Linked DNA regions of Homo sapiens: region 1 is linked to region 2. A link is an interaction called in ENCODE POLR2A ChIA-PET data of the cell type or tissue named here. Cell type or tissue: OCI-LY7. All regions are shown on one strand. Each heading gives the region's core, and the rest is flanking DNA. Links, peaks and the distances in the headings are about the cores only.

The links. Peaks named below come from ENCODE experiments on the same cell type or tissue, not always from the same donor. Only the 100,000 strongest peaks of a DNase experiment are listed, where the experiment ranks them.
Region 1: POLR2A ChIA-PET joins it to region 2 with 6 read pairs; 2 of 35 experiments call an interaction of 5 or more read pairs at or near these places.

The regions. Positions count from the first base shown.
Region 1 is chr17:59,343,641-59,346,553 of GRCh38, reverse strand. The region is part of intron 1 of YPEL2 (yippee like 2); the gene reads right to left. Among named protein-coding and RNA genes, the nearest start is that of YPEL2, 13 kb to the right of the region's middle. In OCI-LY7, for the core only: no CTCF peak of the experiment used is centred there; no DNase peak of the experiment used is centred there.
Region 2 is chr17:60,396,827-60,399,739 of GRCh38, reverse strand. It overlaps a transcript of USP32 not described here. Among named protein-coding and RNA genes, the nearest start is that of USP32, 6.2 kb to the right of the region's middle. RefSeq lists enhancers at 1,302-1,351, 1,452-1,581. In OCI-LY7, for the core only: no CTCF peak of the experiment used is centred there; a DNase peak (open chromatin) is centred at 1,309.

The DNA of each region.
Region 1 (2,913 bases), core at 109-2,608, 1.1 Mb after region 2:
CATGTGATAAGGCCCCTCCCTCCCTCTCCAAGCAAGGAGGAAGGAGGCGAACTTACTCTGCGTCCCGAGACTCCATCTAACCCAATTCTCTCCTCACCACCTCCACTCTCATCCCGTGCTGTGATGCCCAGGAAAACCACAATTCCTGGGTGCCACTCAAAGGCCTGTCATTGGCATCCATGCCTATTCTTTACACTGCTGGTCTAGGTTTAAAAAACAAACAAATTAAAAACTCTTAGAAAGACTGAAAGGGACCTTGTGCTAACTTTAAGGACGGGAGGGTAGGAACGTGACTAAGTAGCCATAGCCTGTCCCAACATCTGTGAAGAATGAAAGCAGCCCTGGCTGGAGGCACTAAATGGTGGTGGCGGCAGAAAGGAGGAGGCAAGCTACTTCTGGGAGTGGGAGACAGAAAAAAGAGAGAGGTGGAATTGTGAGAAGGCCTTTATACTGGGAAAGTTGTCCTCCTTCCCCATCCTACTCTCCCCAGAATCCTGAGCCTAGAGCAGAGAGCACAGAGAGACCTGTGCCCGCCCAATGAGAGAGGTGGGCAGCAGTGTTGCCCAGCGGTTAAGAGTGCAGGATCTAGAGGTGGGTGGACCTGGATTCCGTCTTGGTTCTTCTCACCAGCTACATTACCACTGGGCAAATTGCCTGAAAGGAGATAACAATAGAGCCTACCTCCTGCAGGAGACAGAAGGATGAAATGAGATAACGCAATTGGAGTATTCAGCACAGCACCCAGCACATGGCTAATACTCAATAATCCCGATTAGCTACAGTCACCCTTACCAGTGAGGGAGAAAAAGCACAGGAATTGTTCCTATTCACAAGACCAAAAGGAATGGCGTTCCCGTCCCCCAGGTTGACTCACGGTGGTTAGGAGGTTAGGGCCTAAACTAATCGACTTAAAGGTACATTGTGGTTTAAGTAGGCTTCTGTGGCTTAGCTGGGGACCTGATATTATTGCTGTCATTCCTAACACAGACCACTCCATCACTTACTGTATTGAAAAAGTTATCTCTGTGGTCTACACTGACTCTACTAATCTCAGGACGGGGCCACTGCTAAAACTTCTCTGAAAATCGTCTATTAAAGCTGCCAAGGAGCTGATGTGCAAGGCCCACAGGAAAATCATCATTTTCTAGACACCTCTTTTACAGCACTGGAACCAGGTGGGACTTCACATCCATCCAGCTGGTAATAAAAACCAGCTTGGATACTCAAGAAACCACGCTCCTTCATAAACAAAAACAACCATTCATCTCAACCCTGGATGCAGGGTCTAGTCTTGGTTTCGGGGGCTTATACGTCAGATGATAATCCTACATGATCTCTAGAATTCTCTCAGCCTTTAAAGTCCTGGTTCCATGTAGTAGTGATGCTCTGCCTGCCGAATCCTGCCTCAGGAGAAAGTATTCCTCTGTCAGCCTTCAAAACGCCCCATCAGGTCAGTGGCGGCATTAGATTCTCATAGGAGTGCGAACCCTATTGTGAACTGTGCATGCCAGAGATCTAGGTTGTGCACTCCTTATGAGAATCTAACTAATGCCTGATGAGCTGAGGTGGAACAGTTTCATCCCAAAACCATCCCCCACATCCGTGGAAAAATTGTCTTCCACAAAACCGGTCCCTGGTGCCAAAAGGTTGGGGACCACTGCTCTAGAGGGATGGAAGAGCTACAGAGCCTTCTGGCAATGCTTCATGAATATCATTTATCATAACCAGGATTTTCGGTAACAAAAATACGGGCAGTCTCCAACATGCCAAGTCCAAACACTAATACTTTTTTTTTTGAGACGGAGTCTTGCCCTGTCACCCAGGCTGGAGTGCAGTGGCGTGATTTTGGCTCACTGCAACCGCTGCCTTCCAGGTTCAAGCAGTTCTCCTGCCTCACCCTCCCGGGTAGCTGGGATTACAGGCGTGTACCACCATTGCTGGCTAATTTTTGTATTTTTAGTAGAGACGGGGTTTCGCCAAGTTGGCCAGGCTGGTCTCGAACTCCTGACCTCAGGTGGTCCACCTGCCTCAGCCTCTCAAAGTGCTGGGATTACAGATGTGAGCCACAAACACTAATACTTTTGAATGCTAACACTATTTGGACTTGGTGCTGCCTTCAGTTGCCTTCATCTGAAATGCTCCTTAATGGGCTTTACTGTGTTTCTCTGGATTCTTCTCCTACCTCTCTGTTTGAGCCTCAATCTCCCCGGCTGTTCTCCTTCCATCGTTCTTGGCAGTGCTTCTGCCATGTGCCTCTGACTTCTTGTTCCCCTGGGCCTTCTTACCCACACCCTCTCAAGCCCTCTAAACCTGTGCCTTCTACTCCTGAACCCTTGACCCCTTTATAAAGGATGTCTCCATGCTGGGCACAGTGGCTCATGCCTGTAATCCCAGCACTTTGGGAGGCTGAGGTGGAAGGATCATTTGAGCCCAGGAGTTCCAGACCAGCCTGGGCAATGTAGTGAGACTCCTGTCACCTTCATTCCAATTCTGTTCCTGCTTCCAGTTGCCCAAGCAGGAAACCCCCTTTATGCTCTCCCTTCTATGTCATACTTCATTTGTCCCCTAGACAGTTGGTTCTGCTTCCTAGATGCACCCTCCCATTGCCACCCTCAGTCACCAGCAGCAGCACTGTGAACCCCATCTTCTCTCATCCTGGACTACTGCGACAGCTTCCCATAGGTCTCCCTGACTCAGCTCTTACCTCTCCAGCCCATTCTAGAATTCTGTTTATAAAACACAACCTGATCACACACTTTCACATTTCAAAACCTCCAGTGGTTTCCTAGTAGCTTACAAGATGTGGTCCAACCCTTCAGGTGGCACCAAGAGCCTGGGTCCAACTCTCCTTATATTGTCATCACCTCCCCACCCTACTCCAAACCTGTTTCCTACAGATCAAACTCAGTCATT
Region 2 (2,913 bases), core at 225-2,724:
ATATCACCCTTTTTGCTTCTCTCTGACCATTCTATTTGTATTTTTATATTTTACTTTTACTTATTTATTTATTTATTTTGACAGGGTCTTGCTCTGTCATCCAGGCTGGAGTGCAGTGGTGTGATCATGGCCTACTGGAGCCTCCACTTCCTGGGCTCAGGCAATCCTCCCATCTCAGCCTCCCAAGCATCTGGGACTACAGGCACATGCCACCACACCCAGCTAAATTTTTTTTTTTAAATTTTTTTGTAGAGACAGGCTCTTGCTATGTTTCCCAGGCTGGTCTCAAACTCCTGGACTCAAGCAATCCTCCCGCCTTGGCCTCCCAAAGTGTTGGCATTACAAGTATGAGCCACCATGCCCAGCCCCATTCTAGTTTTAAATTATAATCTTCATCTCAGCACTTCTTGCCTCCTTCCTCTGCATTTTTTTTCTGTAGAACAACTGATGTACTATTATACTTATTTTGTCTCTTTTCCTACTAGAATATAAATTCCATGAGAGCAGGAGCTTTTACTTTGCTCAATTCTGTATCTTCAGCGCCTAGAACAATGCTTGCCACAGAGTAGGCACAGTGGATTTGTTAAGAGTAAATGAATGTCTGCTTTCTTATTTATCTTTCGAGATTCACATTCCCTAGGCTTCCTGCCCTCTTCCCACTCCTTCAATCTGGACTAATACCTCTCCCTACTCTAGGTTCCCATAACATCCTGTATTGTAGGACTTTCTAGAGATTTTTCTTTTTATTATTTTATTTTTTAAAGACAGTCTCACTCTGTCACCCAGGCTGGAGTGCACTGGCATGATCATAGCTCACTGCAGCCTCAAATTCCTGGATTCAAGTGCTCTCCCCAGTTTAGCCTCCCAAGTAGCTGGGACCGAAGGCACACACCACTACACCCAGCTAATTAAATTTTTTTTTTTTGTAGAGACAGGGTCTTGCAATGTTGCCCAGGCTGTTCTTGAACTCCTGACCTCAATCAATCCTCTTGCCTCAGCCTCCCAAAGTGCTAGGATTACATACAGGAGTTTAATTTCTGAGCCAGCCACTGTACCTAGCTAAGCAACTTAAAAAAAAATCATCTTTGTATTCCTCAGGATTTAGCACACAAAAAGTGCTTTATGAATATTAAAATGAACTATTTGCAACATTTATACTCAATTGTTAGGGTAGTGGGAAGATGTTAAATAGGCATGAGGGGCTTGCCAACTTCCTCTTTCTTACATGAATTTCCTTCCTCTTTCTAAGAAACCCAGATTTGATTCTCTTTGCTTCCCTCCGGCCAGAACACCAGTGACTAAACAGGGTTGCCAAAACACCTTTTTTTTTCTTTTTTCTTTTTTTGAGGCAAGGTCTCACTCTGTTGCCCAGGCTTGAGTGCAGTGACGCAGTCATGGGTAACTGTAGCTCTACTTTTCAGGCCCAAGTGATCCTCCCACCTCAGGTTCCTGAGTAGCTGAGACTACAGAGGTACACCACTGTGCCTAGCTAATTTTTAAGATTTTTTGAGATGGCTAGTAATTTAATTTTTATTTTTGTAGAGACAGAGTCTCCGTATGTTGCCCAAGCTGGTCTCAAACTCCTTGGCCCAAGCAATCCTACTGCCTTGGCTGCCCAAAGTGCTTGGATTACAGGCACGAAGCACCCTGCCTGGCCTGCCAAAACAATTTTAACTAAATGCTATTTTATAGCTTTCAAATCCATTTGGAAGAAAATATTGGGACTTTTAAAGATGTTAATTGTTGGGTTAGTACCACCATGTGAAAAAGTTTTATCTTAACCTAGAATCATAAATCACATGGTACATTTCCTAGGTCCTTTTAAGACTCTAATGATTAACCCCATCCTCACTCCCACTGTAAAACTCTTAAAAGAGTTTTCAAATTATACCACAATTACTATTAAATACCTATACGTAGGCAGGCCCATCTCTGTCTCAGAATTTTTTTTGAGTATCAGGATAATAGTTATTGATCAAAAGGAGGCCTGGGGTCCAAAATGGAGGACAATTGGAAAAACAGCAGACCAGTATTTCAGCAAAAGGTGCAAAACAGAATGGAAGCACTGTACTAATAGGTAGTGGGGTGACTATGCATGGTGTCTCATCCCAGCACTTTGGGAGGCCTAGGCGGGAGGATCACTTGAGTCCAGGAGTTTGAGACCAGCCTGGGCAACAAAACAACACCCCATCTCTATAAAAAATTAAAAAATTAGCCAGGTGTGGTGGTGTGCACCTGTAGTTCCAGCTACTCTGGAGGCTCAGGCAGGAGTATTTCTTGAGCCCAGGGTTTGAGGTTACAGTGAGTTATGATCACACCACTGCACTCCAGCCTGAGTGATAGAGAGAGACGCTGTGTCTTAAACAACAACAACAACTGGAAAAAGCCTGATTGAGTTTAAATCTCTCATCCACAAGATGAAGAAATCAAAGCCAAAGGTACACAGCTGGAGCTGGTATTTCTCAAATATCTAAGAAAGCATATTAAGGTGATAAGCTGGACTTAGGTGACTTGACAAAGTTATTATTATCTAGAAACTGAAGTAAGGTATATCCTATATGTTCAAAGTTGGAGTCCATATTATTCTATGCATTTTAATTGCTGATTAGAATTCAACTGGTGTACTTATTCTCAAGCTTGTAGTTTGTATTTTGCTGAAAGAGACTGGCCTAAATGTACAGTCCAGCTGCCACATGGGAAGAAGTAAAGAGATCAAGGAGAACTAAAAGGATGCTACTTGATTTTTTCAGGAGCTTAGGAAGAAAAAGCAGCCACTGGTGGTACTATCCATAAGACCCTTCTCCTAACCTTTGTAAACTATTAATTTGAAGGAGATACGAATATAACTTCATTGCAGTTGGAGTAGAGAAGGGCGAGACAGGAGTATAACATAGGGTAAACTTTAATTCACAC